2 separate regions of the Homo sapiens genome follow, and region 2 is linked to region 1. Evidence: chromatin loops called from intact Hi-C (ENCODE). Cell type or tissue: lower lobe of right lung. All regions are shown on one strand. Links, peaks and the distances in the headings refer to the core of each region. The heading gives the core; the rest is flanking DNA. Region 1 holds the start of CDH18 (cadherin 18). Region 2 has its middle 74 kb from the start of CDH18.

Region 1 (6,382 bases), core at 2,630-5,129:
CATATTAATCTATTCATTGAAAAATTATTTTTAAAATATACATCAAGCATTAATAATGGTTACTGTTTAAGAGTAAATCTCAAGTCACATTCTATGTTTTATATGTCTACATTTTTATAATAAATTTTAAATGTGGATAATATGAGGAAGGATGGAAATAAGAAAAAAATTGAGGTGTATTCATAATCTTAAATTACATATTTCAAATTTTAGATTTGAAAATATTAGAAATTTAGATGTTCACTTTCATCCATGAAAATAATATAGCAGAGAATATTAACCTTTCTTGTAGATGATTTTTAACCACGCTAGAATAACTGAAAGACTCAGCATGCTTAATCCATTTTAATCAGACAAATCATCAAAGACACTGAATCTATGATAATTTACCAACATTAGTGTAGACCTTTACAAATTGTAAGCCAGTATAAAACCTTGTATATTGGGTTTTTACACCTATTATCATCACCTTTTATGGATAAAGAAAATGGCCTACAGATCAGACACGCATGATGCGTTAATCCATGTCAGTATGCACCCTCTGCCATGTCTTCAAATCATTAAGCTCAGTTCTTTTCCATTGTGCTACACATCAGCACTTGTCTAAAACTGTACCTTTTAAATCAAACTGTTCTCATTTTACTTCTGGAGGCTTTAAACACTAGAAACTACTCCAAGCATATAGAATAACCAGAGTGAATGCTCCCTCCCTACAACCCACACATATACAAACTCCCAAAATATAATAGTAGAAGCAATTATAGAGAAGAACCAGTATCTTTATTTATTTATTATTTATATTAAAGGATCATCTGAAGAAAATTAAAGTGAAATTTGTCTTCAACCTCAACATTTATACTATCTCTCAGTTTTCATTTCCTTTTGTCCCAAAAATGTTAGCATATGATAATATAGCCCTCGTCTCTCAGTTTACTGGCAAGATCTTCCACAGTACTGTGTTAGGGATCTAGTAAAACACCTACCAATTGAAAACCATTCATTATCAAAGCAAAAGGAGGGGATTTATCTGTAGAGCATCCAAACTGGACTGGGCAGTTGCCTACTCAAACAGCATATGCATGAACTTTTTTCTATATACATCCTTTGGTTTGGCTTAGAGCAGTGGTTCCCACTGAGTGGTTCTCAAAATTGCATTGAGAACCACTGCTCAAAATTGCTCTAAGCAGTGGTTCTCAATGTAATTTTGCATCCTCCCCAGGGGATAGTTAACAATGTCTAACAATGTATAGAGAGATTTTTTTATTGACACAAGTTGGAGGTGCTACTACTGGGATCTAGTGGGTAGAGAATAGGTATGCTACTAAGGAGCCTACAATACACAGAAAAGTCCCCCAGGAGAATGATAGAGCTCACAATACCAACAGCACCAAGGTTAAGAAGGCCTAATCTAAAATGCAGTATTATAGATATGTATAATGCAAGTATAATGAAGTCATACAATTAAGCACATGAGGGCCTAAAGTTCTGTACTTAATTAAAAAAAAAAGAAAGACAAAGAACACCATATACATGCTTTGTCTTTAATGTCTCAATCTCTCTCATTCTTCACTAGACTTCACTGTGTCAGATATATGGATTCAAAAGAAGTAAGTTTTTCCTGGTCAATAAGTTCAATATGTTTTATCCTAGCTTGGTTGAAGTGTTACATGCATGTTTAGAGTCTGAAAGACAGTTAAGTCAGGTTGCAGATACTTAAGGTATACTTCTGTGCAATAAGTTAAATACAGAGCTGTTGGGACCCAAAAACTTGCAAACATGTGGTTTGTATTCATCAGACTGCAAAAATCAATGCAAAGCATAATAATGCTATTTATATCAGCCAATGGGACAAAAAGTACTTTATATTTATAGCAGCTTTCATCTAAATAATTTATAAAGTTGGAATAAATGACTCATATATTCTCACAAGTCCACTATATCTATTTGAAATCAGTCATTGAGAGGAATAATAATTTCCAGATTGCACAATGTATGGACTTCATTCTAGCACCGGGTGCTATTGCTCATACTTGTGACTGCTATAGCTAATTATAATCAGTCTGCACTGGATACAGTTACAGCTAGAGTTTCCTGCCACTCACTGTCCTTCTACTATTATATTCTCCTTTGCTATTGGGTTATCTTCAGCTGGGCATTTCTGTTGCATGTATAATAGCCAATGCTCATTTTCTACCTCCCATTGTTTTCAGAGAGGCAATCAATCTTGACCATTGGTATCAGTTCCTTTTTGTTTGTTTGGTTGGTTTTTTAAGTTGGCTATCTCTGAGAAAAAGCATCAGAAGTATAGTTCATAAAATACTCACCAAGGTGCACTAAGTGAATGTCTTCTAGGGGAAGTGCATCAGTTGACCTATACCAGGTCAATTTATTATTAAGATATCCAGAATTAAATAAACAACAGGAGGCTTGAGGGCAACTGCAATCATAATAGGTGATAGCACCAGAGTGTTACACAATGGAACTCATTATCTACGAGTATCACATCCTATCTTCTTCCTCCCACATCCCAACAAGGTATATGTAAGATCTAGGCTGGACCTCAAACTCCTGATTTAGAATTAAGCATTTTCTCTGGTAAGACAAATACACTAAAATAAAAAAGAACAATTATTGCAGGAGCAAAGTCCCCTGCTTTGAAAAATCTGTGGGTGATCCCAGAGTGAAAAATAAAGGTTTGAAAACACAGTCAGAGCCTGTAGTTAGTTTTTTTGGCTGCATAACAAAATCTTCCTCTGATCTGTCTCTCGGCTCAAAGCAGTGATGCCATCACCTGAGCAAACCGAAAACCATAATACTTTTAGCTAAGATTTTTATTTTATTTTTTCTTGACTTCCAACAGGAAAAAAGCAAGGAACATTTATTCTTGACTACAACATTAAATGCAATGAGACATTGAAATAAAAATATTTTAATAGCCCTAGCTAATAAAATTCTATTTTTTCACCTGTTACATATGAGAGGTTTGCCTAGAGCCACATCTGTACAGACAACACACACACACACACACACACACACACACACACACGCATAAGGCATAATTTACCTTGTTTTGCAGACATAAAAATCAAGACAAAATAATAGTTACTTCCACACTAAAACAAGAAGTTAAGAAAAAGAAATGAATGAGAGTTAACAAACATAAATAAAGTGTGTTGCTGATCACAGGAGCCTACCTAATTTCTTTTCATGCATCATTTATAAGTGCCCTTTAAAAGAAGCAAAAGTTTCATCTTAAGCTTTAATAAGCATTTAAGGCAGGGATTCGTGGGAAGAAAAAAAAAAAGAATGAAAGAATATAAATGAGGCTTGTCCTGCTGCAGTTTCAGTGCTCAGAAATCACGTAATTTTAGAGGATACTGGAAAGGCAATAATTAAAAAAAGCACTATCGAAAATTCAATTTCAGTGCCCCTGTTTCTATTCTGACCATGCGTCCCCTCACTTTTACAGATAGACATAAATGACAGCTTATACTGATGCCATCATTATTGCAATGTGCCTTGCAGAGTATTCTTCCAACTTCTTCAGGGAAGACAACAGCACAGGCACAGATAAACATAAACAGACACGCAGCTGGATTCTGAGACTCGCATTCGATAGGCTCTATGGCAGCATTCCTGCATAAGAAAATTCAAATGTATACCAGCGATAAGGCAGCCTGCATTAGCTACAACTTTCCCCTCAGCCCTCGATCCTGTGAAACCCATCGGAGATGAAGATTTCACCCAATATTGCTTTGACTCAGAACTGGGTAAAGCAGCCCCGCTGTACACAAAAATATTCATGTCACTAGAGAGTAAAGTGTCATTTATTGAAGCCTTACCTTGGCGGACTTGCCCTAACTGGTGGAAAGGAACTTAATTTATAAGAAGCAAAGAGAGGGGACTTTCCCAGAGCTCTGGGCACAGCTGCTCGCCGTCCTCGGAAAGCCCAGACTCAGGCTCCGCGCACCTCGAGCCCTGGGCTCCGAGGCTGGGTCTCTGCAGCTCCCGAGCGCGCCTCTGATTGGCTGGCGGCGCCTGTCTGCCTGATGCTGCGCTCTCCCGGTCTCTCCTCCTTCCTCTTCTCCCTGGCTCTCCTCTCCGCGGCTCCTTTCCCTTCTGCCTCCTTCTCCCCCCCAACCCCCCACCGTGCATACTTTTGGGGCTGCACAAATTCCACAGCAAGCAAAACGGACACCCTTTAACCCCCTCAGCAAGGTCATGTAGAAAACAATTCAGCGCATACTACTACTCCTAAATAAAATCCCTGATCCAACGGCATCATCTTGGGTACCAGATTTCTTGAAAAATGACGGCCAGGACTCCGTGACAGTTTAGACCATCAATTCTCTGCGGGGGAGGGGAAACTGGGGAGCGAGAGGGGTTTGACTGTCAGATGGAGTGGGAGTAGCCACCGGGAGGGACCCAGGAAATAAGGCAGGGCAGGCGCTGATGTGGCAAGCTGGTAATAAATTTTCATATTCCCGTGCAAAGTCGTCACAGCCTGCTAAACATTCAACTGCTGGCTCATTCATCAGTGATCCATAGTCCAGTGGTAGCCATGAGATTTCGCTTGAGTGATGTCCTTTAACGCCTTCACCCAAAGTACTCAAGGTATGGAGGGTTTATATCAGACAGAGCTTCCCCTTGGAGGTCAGCATTTATATTTGTGAAGACGAATAGAAGCTGTGATGCTTTTCCAACCCCCTTTGATTGTGCCAGGAAACCTACACACACACAAACTTCTCACCTCTTATCACTCCAGAATAAATTAAATCGATTTGCAATGTACATAGCTTTTGATAACAGGGATTTAAGGTCTGATGGGCTGCATTCAAAATTGATCTGGACAGCTGAAATAACTTTAGTACTTTCTCCCCGCACGAAGTCACCCACACTCACCCATTGAGCACATCAAGCATCCTTATTTAAAGTAAACAAGTGTAGGAGTTTATCTAAATTGAATGACTAGTCTAAGGGCCCCTTGGCAGATATAATAAGAATTGTACAAGACCCTCCATCATTGCAAACACTAAGAGAAAGATATTACTTTTTCTGCTTAGTTGATAAAACTACAAATGCCCAGGTTCAGAATGTTAAAGGAACAAGGACTTAAGACTAAGAGAGGTAGAGTGATAGGGTGTACAAGCTCTAAAGGCAAGAAGACGTGGATTCAAATCACGGCTGGGACATACCTTTACATGTGAACCTGTGTAAGCTTTTACCCTTCTCTGAGCCTCAGGAGGCCACTCTAAAACCTGGAAGGCAATCCTCACTTTAGCAGGTCTCTGTGAAGATTTAAAAAATCTGTATCCTTGTACAAACTTATGATAAACTTTTGTTAAAGGTTGTATAATTTCTAATTACTCCCCTCTTTTCTTCTTCCCTGAGAAAGATCAAAGAGGTTGAAAAGATAAGGTAAGTTGTATTTCTTGGAAGTTTCTTGGGTCTGAGAGTGAATGTTTGAATCGGCTAAAGTTATATTTGACTATTTTGCTTGAGTGATGTGAAATGTGGAAGGATTTAATTTGATTTAGCTTTCGGAAAGACTAAACAAACCAACAGGAGCAATGAGGTAGAACAGGAATTGAATTATTTCTAATTGGGAAGGAATTGCACATTTCAGTGTTCTGTTGCTCTTAAGGAAGATGTTAGAAGTCAATTAGAATTTGGAAATTTCCAAAATTTAAACTTTTAGAAAAAAGTGGAACGGAAACAGCAGCATCAAGATAATATGCCAGTATTATATTGCGCATTATATATTCTTTATTATGCAGCTACTGTTTTAAATGAGGGATTCTCCTTGTGTAGTGTCCAGACACAAATTCTTAATTTATTTTTGTTTATTGAAAGAGGTATGAGAGAATACATTTCCAATCTTTCTATGTTGATGAAGCCCTGAGTGCCCAAAGAAAGAAATAGCTATGAAAAATAAAAGGGATAGAAAAAGAAACTTTAAGTCTGTAAGAGGTCCTATAGTTTAATTGTTAAAATTCACGTTATGACATTCTCTAGAAAACCCTAACTCTGTTTATTTGACTGCCTCTAGTTGAATGAAATAAAATGTTTGTTTGCCAGCTTGCTACTGAAGCAGTGGCTGAGACACAAGCAATGAGCATCTTAGGGATACACTTCAAAACAAAACCTGTTTTTGCTGGCCTTCCTTGGTGGTTTTCCCTGGATAAGACTGTAATAAGTGCATCCAGTGGACAGTCATAATGGAAGTCAACAGGCACTTGCTCCTCAGTGCAACGACATGCAGAGGGAATTGTCAATACTGCCAACCAATACAATCCATTTCTAGAGAAAGAATTCATTCATCAAGGAAGGATTTGTATCTATGAAGCCACACTCTTGGAATAAGGGCTCTAGATTCTCCACA
Region 2 (6,382 bases), core at 2,315-4,814, 74 kb after region 1:
GGAACTAGTAAATTTTCAGGATTCTGGTAGAATTCGGCTGTGAATCCGTCTGGTCCTGGGCTTTTTTTGGTTGGTAAGCTATTAATTACTGCCTCAATTTCAGAACTTGTTATTGGTCTATTCAGGGATTGTTATTGATCTATTCAGGAATTTGACTTCTTCCTGGTTTAGTCTTGGGAGGGTGTATGCGTCCAGGAATTTATCCATTTCTTCTAGATTTTCCAGTTTATTTGGGTAGAAGTGTTTATAGTATTCTCTGATGGTAGTTTTTATTTCTGTGGGATTGGTGGTGATATCCCCTTTATCGTTTTTTATTGTGTCTATTTGATTCTTCTCTCTTTTCTTCTTTATTAGTCTGGCTAGCGGTGTGTCTATTTTGTTAATCTTTTTAAAAAACCAGCTCCTGGATTCATGGATTTTTTGAAGGGTTTTGCGTGTCTCTGCCTCCTTCAGTTCTGCTCTGATCTGTTATTTCTTGTCTTGTGCTATCCTTTGAATTTGTTTGCCCTTGCCTCTCTAGTTCTTTTAATTGTGATGTTAGGGTATCAATTTTAGATCTTTCCTGCTTTCTCCTGTGGGCATTTAGTGCTATAAATTTCCCTCTAAACACTGCTTTAGTTGTCTCAGAGATTCTGTTACATTGTGTCTTTGTTCTCATTGGTTTGACAGTGTGGCAATTCCTCAAGGATCTAGAACCAGAAATACCATTTGAACCCATAATCTTATTACTGGGCATATACACAAAAGATTATAAATCATTCTACTATAAAGATACATGCACACGTATGTTTATTGCAGCACTGTTCACAATAGCAAAGACTTGGAACCAACCAAAATGCCCATCAGTGACTGGATATCCATTAGACTGGATAAAGAGAATGTGACACATATACACCATGGATTACTATGCAGCTATAAAAAAGAATGAGTTTATGTCCTTTGCAGGGACATGGATGTAGCTGGAAACCATCATTTTCAGTAAACTAACATAGGAACAGAAAACCAAACACCACATGTTCTCATTCATAAGTGGGAGTTGAGCAATGAGAACACATGGACACAGGGAGGGGAACATCACACACTGGGGCTTGTCGGGGGCTGGGGGGCTAGGGGAGGGATAGCATTAGAAGAAATACCTAATGTAGATGGTGGATTGATGGGTGTAGCAAACCACCATGGCACGTGTATACTTGTGTAACAAACGTGCACATTCTGCACATATATCCCACAAGTTAAAATATAATAAAAAAAACTTATTAGAACTCATATCATGAACCAAAAAATCACATTTAAAAGAATATAGGCGGAGCGTGGTGACTCATGCCTGTAATCCCAGCACCTTGGGAGGCCGAGGTGGGCAGATCACCTGAGGTCAGGAGTTCGGGACCAGCCTAGCCAACATGATGAAACCCCGTCTCTACTAAAAATGCAAAAATCAGCCCAGCATGGTAGGGCATGTGTGTATACCAGCTACTCAGGAGGCTGAGGAAGGAGAATCGCTTGAAGCCAGGAGGCAGAGGTTGCAGTGAGCCAAGATTGCGCCACTGCACTCCAGCCTGGGTGACAAAGCGAGATTCTGTCTCAAAAAAAGAAAAAAAAAGAATGTAAATAAAGATCAGATTGGTATCTTTAAATAATGATTGTTTAGTTACACAAATCTACTTGTTTGTGCTATAACATTTTTCACACTAACTTTGAAATTGAAAAATATTATGAATATGCATGATAAAAATGTGAGCCCCGTGTAGGCAAGCATACATAATTTAGTAGAAGGCAATAGTTTAAAAAATATTATAATGTTATATTTGAAATTAAATTGTCCTTTTTAATGCAAATAAAAATACAGTATTCTACTTAAACTTGCATCAAACAGAGAATTACATTCAACTACCTGTGCCCAATTCTATATAAGTGAAGGCAACCGAAATATTATTCATCATACTATTTAAAAATATATAATAAATGGCTCTGAAAGAAAACAACAATTTTCTAGAAAACCTGCTTTTTATATGATTGACACAAATGATATTTTTCCTAAAGGATATTTTGTCCTGATAACATGATGCAAGAAAAAAAAAAGATGCTTCAAAATAGAAAGCTGATTTCTATTTGTCAGAGATTCAATACTTAGGAAAGCAATTATTTGGCTATTTTATACACGCAAATAATTCTGAGAAATATACTATATATGATCAGTTTGAATTTATTATTTTGTTTCTCATTAAGTTTTATACACTCTGTGAAGGAGAATTACTTCTGAAAATTTTAGAAAAGATTTACCTATATATCTCCCACAATACCATTTCTCAGGTAGGATAAAAGTAGTCCTATAACGAATCCTTAAATAAAAAACTAGTAAATTTCATAAAAATATTAAGAACTCCACAAAAATTATTTAGAAATAAATAATGAAAATAAATACATATAAACACAATTAGAAATGAATATAATTAATTTTATTAAAATCCACAAAGTATAATTCCTTTCAACTTAAAATTACAGAATATTTACTGAATACACATTGACCAAATTAAGCATTAAAGTAACAATTCCACCTTCCATACACACGTCGTGGCTGTGACTGCTCATTTATTTTAATTTTAGATGTATAAATAATTAGATTTAAAGGTAGCCTTCTTAAATGAACTTGTTTGATGTACATGCAGTAAAATATTTGAGTAAATGTTTGCCAAATATTAGCACACTTTATTAGTGGCAATAGTGGGATTATTTGCCTGTATTACTAAAATTGTTAAAAAGAATATGTATATAAGGTTGTATTTAAAGCCAAATAATAAGACTATAGGTAAAAATATTAGCATTCAGTTAAAATAGTGGAATGACTTATCCACATCCATCTTACAAAGTGAAAAATTAACCATAGCATTGCTTTAATAAGTAATCATCTGGCTGTTAAACAAAGTCTACCTTTGAAAGTGAATGTCCCATTTATTCTTTCCTTTTAGTTTAATATGAACTCCAGAAAAGCATCTTAGAGATCATGTCCTGACTTAGCCCTTGAAGTGGTCAGGAATCAACGACAATTATCAACACTTCCATGGCCCTCATTGCATGTCACACACTGTCCTAAGTGCATTACTGAATGTTCACTGATTTACTGATTTAATCCTCACAATGACACAATGGTGAAGGCATTGTTATTTTCCATATTACACATTTGAAAAACAGGCCTGGAGGGGCTCAGTAAATACCCTAAAATCATACAACTTGAGAAAAGTAAACTAATCTTTAAGCCCAGAATTATTATTATTATTATTATTATTATTATTATTATTGAGACAGTCTTGCTGTGTTACTCAGGCTGGAGTACAGTGGCAGAATCTTGGCTCACTGCTACCTCTGTCTCCCAGGTTCAATGATTCTCCTGCCTCAGACTTCTGAGTAACTGGGACTATAGGCATGTGCCATCATGCCTGGGCTACTTGTATTTTTAGCAGACATGGGGTTTCACCATGTTGGCCCGGATGGTCTTGAACATCTGACCTCAAGTGATCCACCCACCTCGACCTCCCAAAGTGCTGGATGGAATCAGTTCTCTTTAATTGCTACCCAAAACAAATACAGCAGCATCCTGAGTGCTGCCTTAGAAAACACTCAAAGCAATAGTACAGTATTCACCTTCATAGATGATGATAACAGATTGCTTCATCAAGGTATTTTATTATGCATGATAACCAGCATGAGAACATTTCTCTACTGAACTGTCTTATAAGCTAATGGAGATGGCACTGATTTTTTTCTAGATTAACCAAATGAGCCTTTACTGACTTGGGAACAACTGTCAAAAGAGAGAAAGAAGTTTTGCATCGCTCTTCTATTATCTTAAACAATTAGAATACAAAAGGAAATGTTAGACACATCTACACATCAAAAATTATTTTAAATAAATTAAATTTAGGACTGAATGCTTAGGTCAGTCCTTTTCAAGCTATAACATAATAGCTAAGAACATTCCAGAAGGAAATGCACAAGCAATAAATGTTCTCAATTTATTGTTGTAAATTATTCTTCATTTAAACCTCATTCTAAATTTATATTTATGTAATATAATGTACATTGCATTTAGTCCAATATGCTTCTTTTTTCTTTCTTTTTTTTTTTTTTTGAGACAGAGTCTTGGTCTGTCACCCAGGCTGGGGTACACCAATATGCTTCTTATAGAAATAAAAATAATTATGTCTTTGATCAAATACTTTTTGACTATCAAATGTTTTGGCCTATTTTTCAACAATTATTAGTTTCTTGTGATTTTTTTATTTATGAATTTTTTCACTAGGATATAATTGAATCAGCTTATAAATTTCATGGAGAAGTATTTTATAAAATATCCATACAATTACCACAGAAAAGTATTATTCCCAGTACCTTAACACTAATAAAAATAAAACTATAAGCCACTGTACTATACTTTTTAATTTATTAAATTAAATAAATTTATTATAAATGATTTTATGAATCTTATAAACTCTGCATTTCAAGAATTAACAGTTTTGGGAAATTGTAGGTCTTCACTGTGTATGCATTATTTATGTGCATCCCCATTTATTTACCATTATCTTGTATCATAGCAATCCCAAAGAATCAACATTGCACCCTGGTCCACACAGTAGAAAAAAAATTTGCTTGAGTCACATTGGGTATTGACAAACATCACATTTTGCTAGTAAGCAATCAACCTTCAGAAATTGTAATCAGTTGTTTAATATCCCCCTTAGCTGAAAAGTCCCTTTGACCATTCAAAGATGCCTTTCAAACATTTAAATCATATTGGTTAATCTGAGTACCAGGCACTGTCTTGAGGCCATACACTAAACAAGACACTAAATGTTCCTTTTTCAACAAGACCTAGACATTCTATTCCTAAATATCTTTAGATATAAATGTACCAACCTTATACTTTTCACTGTATCTGCCACAACTAGCATGGAGCTAGCCCCAAACAAGCACTGAATAAATGTTGTCTGGACACTCGTCTGTCTTCACAATTTGACACCATTGTGCTCGGGGAAACAACTGCTACTTAACAGTAAGTTTAGTGTTCAGCACACAGTTATATAAGATCAATAAATATTCACAATGAACTAAAAGCATGTTTTAAGAATGCATATGATTTATTTGTGTTGTTCCTTATGTTGTATTGTAATTTGTTATATTTTATACTCCAGAACAATTATCTATTAATGGAATAATATATTTACAATTTAAGAGTATCTTTAATGTGTTATTATGAAAACAAAAACAATCTGCTATCAGTTAAAATTTTCTCTAAAGTCTTAGCAAACACACTGCACATCAAATGGCAGTGACAAATAATCTCTGGGCTCTGTAAATGGAAAACACCATGGTTGAAAGTTAGCTATTTGATTTAGGATGCAACATAAAAGCCTGATGACATTTTCCCTGTTTTATACACAGACAAACTGAAGAGCAAAAGATGAATTGACTTTATCAAGAAAAATTGGCAAATAAAATGGCTCGTCACTGTGATTTATCTTGGTTCTTGTTTCTTGCTCTTAATCAGGGGCTGTTTTGGAAGCCAAGTGTTAGCTTCTTTGTGGAATGATGTGTTTCAACAACCCCAATTTCTTTTATTATGATTAGAAATACATTTTATCTCATTTTAAAATTGCTGTATGATTTTATTTGTGTGTTTACAGATAATGTATTTGACTGAGTTTATAAGTTTTGTTGTTGGACTTTTCAGATACCTATAGGTGACATGGTGCTTAGCTGAAGGCCTTGCTTCTTTTGCTTCACAGAAGGTTTATAGATATGTGACCTTACCAATTAAACGCCGATTCTCGGTTTTCAACAGAACTTCTATTGAAAGTTAAACAGAACAGTATTAAACAGAACAGTGTCTTCAGTGAAGACACTGAACATGCTCAGCTTACTGCATTGGGCTGCTGTGTGAAACAATTGAGATAATGCCCTTGAAAATATGTTTGCAAGATATGAAATTCTCTACAAAGTACAGGACCACATATAATAGAAATATTATTCTTATATGTTTATATAAGTAAGTTTGATATACATTAACTTTATCACTGGGAGTAAGTTTCTCATGCACCAGTTCTGTATTTTTTGGTCTTTGTGATTAATTTTCCTAAACTGTTAAAATAACAGTTTATTGTCCCAGCTACCCCTACGATGCTTTCTCTCTTCTTGCAGGTTTATGACTGCCCAGCTTTCATCAGAGTGTTAGGGAAACTTATTGATATATTTTTTAAATTCTTGAATTAATTTTTCCATTTTTTTCTACTTATTATAAGTTAAGTTTAAAAAAATGGCTCTCGTGAGAATCTTTGTTCATCAAAAAATGAGGAAGTGACGTATCTTATAAAATCTTATTGGGGGAATG

What was found. Hi-C counts contacts between places; a loop is a spot of excess contacts. Peaks named below come from ENCODE experiments on the same cell type or tissue, not always from the same donor. Only the 100,000 strongest peaks of a DNase experiment are listed, where the experiment ranks them.
Region 2: it touches region 1 in a loop (5-fold over the local background); 1 of 110 quality-filtered maps calls a loop at or near these places.

The regions. Positions count from the first base shown.
Region 1 is chr5:19,984,244-19,990,625 of GRCh38, forward strand. It overlaps CDH18 (cadherin 18), which reads right to left and starts at 3,957. Exons shown (of 13, transcript NM_004934.5): 1 at 3,843-3,957. In lower lobe of right lung, for the core only: no CTCF peak of the experiment used is centred there; a DNase peak (open chromatin) is centred at 4,018.
Region 2 is chr5:20,058,881-20,065,262 of GRCh38, forward strand. It overlaps a transcript of CDH18 not described here. Among named protein-coding and RNA genes, the nearest start is that of CDH18, 74 kb to the left of the region's middle. In lower lobe of right lung, for the core only: no CTCF peak of the experiment used is centred there; no DNase peak of the experiment used is centred there.